Linked DNA regions of Homo sapiens: region 1 is linked to region 2. A link is a contact called in ENCODE Hi-C or POLR2A ChIA-PET data. All regions are on one chromosome and are shown on one strand. The core of a region is the stretch at or near the end of the contact, and the rest is flanking DNA. Distances in the headings are between cores, read along the strand shown.

Region 1 (4,467 bases), core at 1,817-4,316, 170 kb before region 2:
TGGGAATGCACACTTGAGCACGGTCATGGGAGTTTAAATTGACACAACTTTTTTTTTTTTAATTTTTTGAGACAGGGTCTCACTATGTCACCCATGCTGGAGTGCAGTGGCACAATCACGGCTCACTGCAGCCTCAACCTCCTAGGCTTAAGGAATCCTCCCACCTCAGCCTGCCAAATAGCTGACTACAGGTACAGGTCACCACACCCAGCTAATTTTTTAAAAACTTTTTGTAACATGGGGTCTCACGACTTGCCCAGGCTGGTCTCAAACTCCTGATCTCAAGTGATCCTCCCTCCTCGGCCACCCAAAGTGCTAGGATTACAGATGTCAGCCACCGCACCCGGCCACGATACAACTTTCTTGGGATGGTGTTCTAGATATTAGTATTAAACCTTTAAGCATGTGGATTCTCTGACCCAGCAAATCCACCTCTAGGAATTTATGTCAGGGATATAATCAGTCAAATAGGTGGAGAACTATAAAGAATAGGCTGGGCACGGTGGCTCACGCCTGTAATCCCAGCACTTTGGGAGGCTGAGGCGGGCAGATCACCTGAGGTCAGGAGTTCGAGACCAGGTTGGCCAACATGGTGAAACGCCGTCTCTACTAAAAATACAAAAATCAGCCGGGCGTGGTGGCAGGCGCCTGTAATCCCAGCTACTCGGGAGGCTGAGGCAGGAGAATTGCTTGAACCTGGGAGGCAGAGGTTGCAGTGAGCCGATATTGTACCATTGCACTCCAGCCTGGGGGACAAGAGCAAGACTTCGTCTCAAAAAAAGAAAAGAAAAGAAAAGAATAACTAACACAGGGTGGTTAAGAGCTCTGGAATCAGACAGCCAGGGTTCGAATTCTGGCTTCACCACCTTCAAGCTGTGTGACCTAAGTCATATGGTTTATTGTTACGGTTCCCAGATTTTCTCATCAGTAAAATGGGCCTCTCATGAGGACTCCATGAGGCAAAGTGTGTGAAATGCTTAGCCTTCTGCCAGGCACATAGAGGATGCTTGCTGTTACCATCATTAAGAAAAGCTTTAAAAGAGGCTGGAAACAATGGAGGTACCTGGGCTCTGGGGATTGGCTACATGCATAGTAGAAAATGAAAGTGGGCTGGGCATGGTGGCTCATGCCTGTAATCCCAGCACTTTGGGAGGCCCAGGTGGGAGGATCGCCTGAGCCCAGGAGTTCAAGACTAGCCTGGGCAACATAGCCAGATCCCAACTCTACAAAAACTAAAAAATTAGCCAGGCATGGTGGCACATGTCTGTACTTCCAGCTACTTGGGAGGCTGAGGGGGGAGGATTGCTTGAGCCCAAGGAGGTGGAGGCTGCAGTGAGCGCATATCGCACCACTGCACTCCAACCTGGGTGACAGAATGAGAACCTGTCTCAACAAAGAAAAGGAAATTAAAAGCTGGGTGTGGTGGCTGACACCTGTAATCTCAGCACTTTGGGAGGCTGAGGTGGGCGGATCACTTGAGGTCACGAGTTCGAGACCAGCCTGGCCAACTTGGTGAAACCCTGTCTCTACTAATAATACAAAAATTAGCTGGATGTGTTGGTGGGTGCCTGTAATCCCAGCTACTTGGGAGGTGAGGCAGGAGAATCGCTTGAACCCAGGAGGTGAAAGTTGCAGTGAGCCGAGATCTCGCCACTGCACTCCAGCCTGGGTGATAAGGTGGCTCAGTCTCAAAAAAAAGAAAAGAAAATTCAAGTGCTAAAACTTATATTCATTGACACAGCGTGACCTCTGTGATATATTAATTAAAAAAAAAAGAAAACCAATTTCAAACATCATATATAACCACATCTTTCAAGCACTTTGATCACAAATCAAAGAATTAATTTTTTACATTGCAACGTAGGCCTTCTACCCAGGTTTGGAACTAAAACAAAAGTTTCAGGAAGTCATAGTCATATTTCTACTGTGCAGTGGGTTCTGATATTTTCTAGTCTCTTTTGTTCCATTTTAAAAGGCTGGTCGTTTTTGCAATTACAGTATTTTTCTCTTTAAGGTTCTGGTTAATGTAACCCTGTAACCCAGACTCCCAGTAAAAAGGGTGTCTAGATAGTGACTAAGGAAAGGATGAAGGAAGACAGGGAAAGTGGTATTTCCAATCCACTAGGCTTGAATTTTTTTTTTTTTTTTTTTTTTTTGAGACGGAGTTTCGCTTTTGTAGCCCAGGCTGGAGTGCAATGGCACGATCTTGGCTCACTGCAAGCTCCGCCTCCCAGGTTCAAGCAATTCTCCTGCCTCAGCCTCCCGAGTGGCTGGGATTACAGGCGCCCGCCACCACACCCGGCTAAGAGTGTGTGTGTGTGTGTGTGTGTGTGTGTGTGTGTGTTTAGTAGAGACGGGGTTTCACCATGTTGGCCGGGCTGGTCACAAACTCCTGGGGTTACAGGCGTGAGTCACCGCACCTAGCCTCTTTTTTTTTTTTTTTTTTTTTTTTTGAGACGGAGTCTTGCTCTGTCGCCCAGGTTGGAGTGCAGTGGCGCGATCTCGGCTCACTGCAAGCTCCGCCTCCTGGGTTGACGCCATTCTCCTGCCTCAGCCTCCTGAGTAGCTGGGACTACAGGCGCCCGCCACCACGCCTGGCTAATTTTTTGTATTTTTAGTAGAGACGGGTTTTCACCGTGTTAGCCAGGATGGTCTCAATCTCCTGACCTTGTGATCTGCCGGTCTTGGCCTCCCAAAGTGCTGGGATTACAGGCGTGAGCCACCGCGCCCAGCCTTTTTTTTTTTTTTTTTTTTTTTTTTTTTTTTTTAATATAGTGATGCGGTCTTACCATGTTGTCCAGGCTGTTCTCAAGCTCCTGGGCTCAAGCGATCCTCCTGTCTTGCCATCCCAAAGTGCTGGGTTTGCAGGCCTGAGCAACTGCGCCTGGCAGTGGTAACTCTTGAATGGGGGAAAAGTGGGCACAGACAAGCCCCACGATGGTCCAGCCTCCAAAGCGCAGCCGCCTGGGTCTTCCCCTCCAGCCTCCGGGACAAGGGGAATCTCAGTGGCTGAAACTTCTGGGGATGGAGGAGGAGCGGCATCCGGGGAGGGTGAGCCGAGCCCGGCGTGCGGCTCCGGAGGAGGCTCCGCCCGGCTCGGGTCCCCTCCCAGGGGCTGGGCTGGCGGGAAGGGCCCGGGCTGCCGGGCAGGCAGAAACGGAGCCTGGGAGTCTGCTATCGACCGCCTGGGCGGCGGTAGGGAAGCTTTTAGATCTGCCCGCTCGTCCCGGAGGGGGGCAAGGGCGAGGCTCCCCCTCCCCTAAAGAGCGGAGGCCCGGGGGGTTTCCTGTCACCCCTACAGGCCACCCACCAGCAAGGCTTGCAGGCTAGCCTCCGAACTGAGCCCAAAATCCGGTTGCTGGAATTGGAATTACTTTTCCTGGAACTTTATTGAGAGTTAATTTACATGCGGTGAAGTCCCAAGCCTGCACATATTATTTGCATGCACGACCCCGTGTCCCCACCCCATCAAAGTAAGGAACACTTCCATTCAGACGGCCCAGAAATCAATGTCCCTTCATCCATTCCCCACCCACAGCCACTCCACTGATTTTTTTTTTTTTTTTTTTTTTTTTTTGAGATGGAGTTTTGCTCTTGTTGCCCAGGCTGGAGTGCAATGGCACGATCTGGGCTCACCGCAACCTCTGCCTCCCGGGTTCTAGCGATTCTCCTGCCTCAGCCTCCTGAGTAGTTGGGATTACAGGCATGCACCACCATGCCCAGCTAATTTTTGTATTTTTAGTACAGATGGGGTTTCACCATGCTGGTCAGGCTGGTCTCAAACTCCCAACCTTAGATGATCCGCCCGCCTCGGCCTCCCAAAGCACTGGGATTACAGGTGTGAGCCACCAGGCCCGGCCTGATTTTTCTTTTCTTTTCTTTTTTTTTTTGTTTTTTGTTTTTTGAGACAGAGTCTCGCTCTGTCAGCCAGGCTGGAGTGTAGTGGTGCGATCTCGGCTCACTGCAAGCTCTGCCTCCCAGGTTCACGCCATTCTTCTGCCTCAGCCTCCCGACAAGCTGGGACTACAGGCGCCGGCCACCACGTCCGGCTAATTGTTTTTTGTATTATTTAGTAGAGACGGGGTTTCATCATGTTAGCCAGGATGGTCTCGATCTCCTGACCTCGTGATCCGCCTGCCTCGGCCTCCCAAAGTGCTGGGATTACAGGCGTGAGCCACCGTGCCCGGCCTCTTTTCTTTTCTTTTTAGAAACAGGGTCTTGCTCTGTTGCCCAGGCTGGAGTGCAGTGGTGCAACCATAGCTCACCGAAGCCTCTACCTCCTAGGCTCAAGCAATTCTCCTGTCTCAGCCTCTGAGTAGCTGGAACTACAGGCCCTCACCACCAAGCCCAGCTAATTTTTGTATTTTTTGTAGAGACAGACAGGGTCTTGCTGTTATCCAGGCTGATGTTGAATTCCTGGCCTCAAGCGATCCTCCTGTCTCAGCCTCCCAAAGTGCTGAGATTACA
Region 2 (4,208 bases), core at 856-3,355:
GGACAGCGGGGAAGGGGGGTGGGAGGCAGCGAGCTCAGCACAGGGGGGCAGTCAGATGGGTGTAGGTTCAAGGCTCGACTGGGCTCTTGAGTTTTCTGGCTCTGAAACCTTGAGCAAATGATTTAATTTCTCTGGGCCACTACGGAAGGAGGTGTGAGTCCATGAGATGACATGTGAGAAGCGCTTGGCCCAGGGCCGGCCACAAAGTCGCTCCTGGTGGCAGGGTTTTGAGTGCCGAGTGTAAACTTCCCAAGGGCAGAGGCTTCGTCTTCACCCGCCGCCCCAGCGCCCAGACCCATGCCTGGTTCAGGATGTGCTCAGTAATATTACCAATGCCCTTTAAGCCAGCTGAGCCTGTTTATTCATCTGTGATGGGGTGGAGAGGGGTCAAAAGCCTTCCCTGGGAAGCCACAAGGAGTAGCGACAACGCATGTCAAGCTTGTGTGCACCCGAGCTGTAGATGCAAAGGAAATGGTGCCTGCTTTCGCCAGCCATGTGGCCTCACTTCAGTGTGCCTCAGTTTTCCCATCTGTAGACAGGGTTCTCAAAAGACGGCCAGTGAGGTGCGTAGCATAGTTGCTGGCCCCTCGTGAGTGCTGGACACTTGGTAGTCGTTGCTTTTGTTGCAGCTCCTTGTAATGCCTCTTGTCAATTACGATTATTGCTGTGGTAATCAAAATTAAAATAACAACGGATAATGACCCAACTTCTCCCGAGGCAGGTGAGATAAAGGGCAGGAAAAATTCCTCGGTCCAGGTGGAAGCCAAAGCAAGTAGACGAGAGGCTCAGGTCAAGCCGCAGGAAAGAAGCTAGGGGAGGAGAGGAGCTGAGAAACCTCCTGGAGCCGAGGCCCTGAGCGTGGTCCAGGGGCTACAACCGACAGAGACCAGGCAGGCTCCAGGGACAGAGGGCAGGACAGTTCAGAGGATGAGTGGCTGCCTGTCTGATGGAAGAGAGATAGCCTGAGCCCTTGGGGAGACAGGAGACACACGCACACACACACACGCGCAGACATGTGTGCACACATACGGGGTGGATGTTGGGGGCAGAGCTAACTCCTGATGCTCCAGAGGAAGGAGGCTGGAGTTAAAGCGGGGACAGGAGGTAGCTAGAGGACAGGGAGGCCAGGCACTCACTTGTCCCCAAAATGTTCACTGAGCATCTCCTGAGTGCCAGGCCCTGGGTGAGGCGCTGGGAAGGGAGGCAGAGGCTGCCCCTGCGGAGCTCCCTGCTGGAACCTTCAGAGAGGGGCCAGGAGAGCCAGTCCCTCCAGTCAGAAGTTCCTGAGGGGCCAGGGATGCAGAGGGGGAGCGGCCTGGGCAGCCACCTGGCCCAGGGCTTCAGAGGCTGGGGGTGACCCCAGTGCTGGTGAGGGTGGGTCAGGGGTGGGTGGCAGGGGGCACGTGATGTGTGGGAACCCTCCCACACAGTGGACAAGCCCGACTAATGCTGGATTTGCTTTGCAGCTGAGCACAGTCTAACCGCGCCCCTTCCTCCCCTAGGTGCCGCCCGTCCGCAGGGCAGCGGGCAGGGCGGAGCTCCCAGCTCCTGGGCCCCCGGGCCCTGGGTGGGTTGAGCAGAGAAGCCGAGCCTCAGACTTGCCCCTGGGGAGCCTGGGAGCGTGTCTGTGCCCCCACTTGCTGTCCCACCCAGTCTGTGTCCCCCACCCCCGCCACCTCTCTGCCTCCGTCTCCCCAACCCTGGCTCTCTCTGGGGCCCGGGTGCAACTGCCCGTCTGCCTGTCGTTCTGTGTCTGGCTCTGCCACCTTCTCTCTGTGTTTGCTTCTTCTGGGTTGTGAGGGCTTGGGGGAAGTCAGCTGGACCTGGGTGAGGCCAGCATAAAGGGGAAGGAGTTCAGCCTGTTTCTTGGCTGAGGGTGGGCCCAGGCCCTGGGAGACACTGAAATCCTTCCCCTGGGGCCCCTGGTTCTAGCAGGAGGGCAGCAGGCAGGGTGGGAAGGGAGCCGAGTGGCTTATCCACCCCACCACTCCCTGGTGCCCCCTCTGACCGGAGCCCACCTCCCAGCTGGGGCTCCCTACTCCCTGCCCCCGCCTTGCACCAAGGGTGCCCCCTCCCACCTGAGGGCTCTGTCTGCCTGCCTGTACCCCCCTACCACCCCTGTGTCTTTCTGTGTCTTCTCCCTCCTGTGTGTGTCCCCCTCGTCCCTCTGACTGTCTCCCCAGCACCCTCTCACCCCACCTGACCACCCCCAGAGGAAGGGACCTGGGGGCGGGGGCCCGAGCTGATGCTACGGAAGGGGTTGGGGAAGCAGGAGCGAGGAAGGAAAGGAAAAGGGGGCGTGTTGCCAGAAAAGAAACGAAAGCAATTTAATCTCTTTTTTTTTCTCTTTTTTTCTTGCACATTTTTTTTTTCAATTTGTTTTCTCTCTCTCTTCCGATGCTTAAAGTAGAAGTGGAGCAGAAAGGTAAACGCACTGTTACCAATGCTAACCCCTAACTCACACTTTGTTCTACCTGTACCATACTTATGTGACCTGCCCTCCCCCGGCCCCTTCTTCTCTCCCCAACCCACACTTGGTCCGGTCGGTATCCCCCACCCTGGGTTGTCCTCCCAGTGGGACCAGCCCTGGTGCGGCCACGGGCATCTCCACCCTCCAGATACCCACGGAAGCTCCTCTCTGAGCTTGGGCAGGATTTTCTCTCTCTCGCTGTTTCTGTCTCTCTCTGTCCCTCCTTCCTGGTCCCTGGCCCTTTCGGGGGACCTGGCCTTTTCTCATACTTCTTTTGCCTCCTTCAGGAGAAGTGTATAAGCATCCAGGGCGGGTGGGGAGGGAGGGACTCCCTTCCCCGGCTCCCCCACTGGGGCACCGGGTGAGCTGTCTCTCTCTCTCTCTCTCTTTCTCTCTCTCTCTCTCTCTGTCTCTCCCCTCTCTCTTCCTCCTTCCCCTGTACCTTTTATAACATGTTTCTGGTTCATGGGAGGCGGGCTGGAGGGGACACCATTGTTTTCCTTTTGGGGAGCAGATTCTCCTATGTCTCGGGCTCCTGGTGGCTTAAGTTCCTTCTGGTTTGATGTTTCCAAGGCCCAGAGCTGTTTTGGAGCATGGAGCACCAGTCCTCCCCACCCCCAACCTGATCCCCATCTCTGACCAGCTGGGGGCCCAGCCCTGGGGAGGGGTGTCAGCTGTCCCCAGCCCTGGGAGGGGGCAGCCTGCCAAAAAATGAAAAAATGAGGGCGAGGGGGCGGGGGCGGGCCTCGTGGTTGGGGGAGCGAAGGGTGGGGGAGCGTGTTCTCTGTTTCTTTCACACTTGCAAAGCTGCAGTCAGGGTTTCTTCTGGGCTGTTGTGGTTAGAGGACCAGGGAGATGGGCGGCGGGCGGCGGGGGCACAGTCTGGGGACTTCCACAGACTCCGTAATTTCTAGCAGAGAACTCCCTAGTGGATGGGGCTGGCCATTACTGGCTGTTATTGGGGGGAGCGGAGGTGCTGCTGCTGAGGGGCTTCTAGGGTGAGATGTTAGGGATGACCATTTCCTCTCCAGAAAGTTTTGGGAAATTTACCCATCTGAGGCCGGCAGCAGCAGGCAGGGCTGGAGGACATGGCCTTTAGGGATCCCTTTTGCCTTGAAATTACAGTGGTCTGTGGAGCATCCCTTCCGAAGGAGGTGGGGCAGGGTCCCTCTGAGCTGCTCCCCTCCCCGTCTTCCCCTCTCCCCCATCTCAGAGAGGCCTGGGCTGCTGGCCCCAGGTCCGCCCCCTCACCACACCCCTCCAGTCTCCTCTCTTTCTCCTGGAGTCTCTCTCCCTCCCAGCACCAGCCACTCTTCTTGCAGGCCCACTGGTTTGGATGCGGCACCACTGGAGATTTTCTCTTCGAGGGCCAGGGCAGGGCGGGTGGGGTGACGGGGCAAGGGAGGGAAGAGGAGGGATTGGGAGTTTGGTGCTGGTGAAGGGTCCTTGCTGTCCAAGGCCCCAGACAGACCCTTCCTCATCTTCTCCCCCTTCCCCTGGGTTGACCTCTAACCACATTTTTCCCCCCTGACACCCTCTGAGCAGGTTAGGCTCTGAGGCCTCCCACCGTCCCCTTCACACAAACACGTCCCCTCAGATGCCACACACCTGGTGGGGGTGGGGACCGGCTTGGGCAGAGGCCAGTGTGCTGGACAGAGTGGGCAGGCCGACCCCTCAGGGCATCAGGGACAGGGGGATGGCCAGTCCCCAGGGCCCAAGCCAGGGTCGTTTTGGCTCC

Evidence for each region. A loop is a pair of places that touch in the nucleus more often than their neighbours do. ChIA-PET counts read pairs that join two places held with the same protein, here RNA polymerase II (POLR2A). Pooled maps may share reads with other maps.
Region 1: a loop to region 2 is called in a pooled map, with 4 times the contacts of the local background. The contact joins the promoter of LINC01842 here to the enhancer-like site in region 2. A Hi-C loop is called at or near these places in 9 of 168 maps with a recorded cell type or tissue (adrenal gland, heart right ventricle, left cardiac atrium and 5 more) and 6 of 50 pooled maps. POLR2A ChIA-PET finds 5 or more read pairs at or near these places in 5 of 52 experiments (CD4-positive, alpha-beta T cell, Panc1, T-cell and 2 more).

Annotation. Positions count from the first base shown.
Region 1 is chr19:14,332,342-14,336,808 of GRCh38, reverse strand. It overlaps LINC01842 (long intergenic non-protein coding RNA 1842), which reads right to left and starts at 3,066. Exons shown (of 2, transcript NR_134916.1): 1 at 2,790-3,066. The region is part of intron 1 of LINC01841 (long intergenic non-protein coding RNA 1841); the gene reads left to right. RefSeq lists an enhancer at 2,369-3,044.
Region 2 is chr19:14,165,233-14,169,440 of GRCh38, reverse strand. The region is part of intron 4 of ADGRL1 (adhesion G protein-coupled receptor L1); the gene reads left to right. ADGRL1-AS1 (ADGRL1 antisense RNA 1) reads right to left here. Exons shown (of 3, transcript NR_045214.1): 3 at 1-664. Among named protein-coding and RNA genes, the nearest start is that of ADGRL1-AS1, 30 kb to the right of the region's middle. RefSeq lists a silencer at 1,431-1,620 and an enhancer at 1,491-1,990. Within about 2 kb of position 2,105, at least 7 of the 41 ENCODE cell types and tissues checked have a DNase peak (open chromatin) inside an H3K27ac peak, as active enhancers do; they include CD4-positive, alpha-beta T cell and heart right ventricle, where a contact is called at or near this core.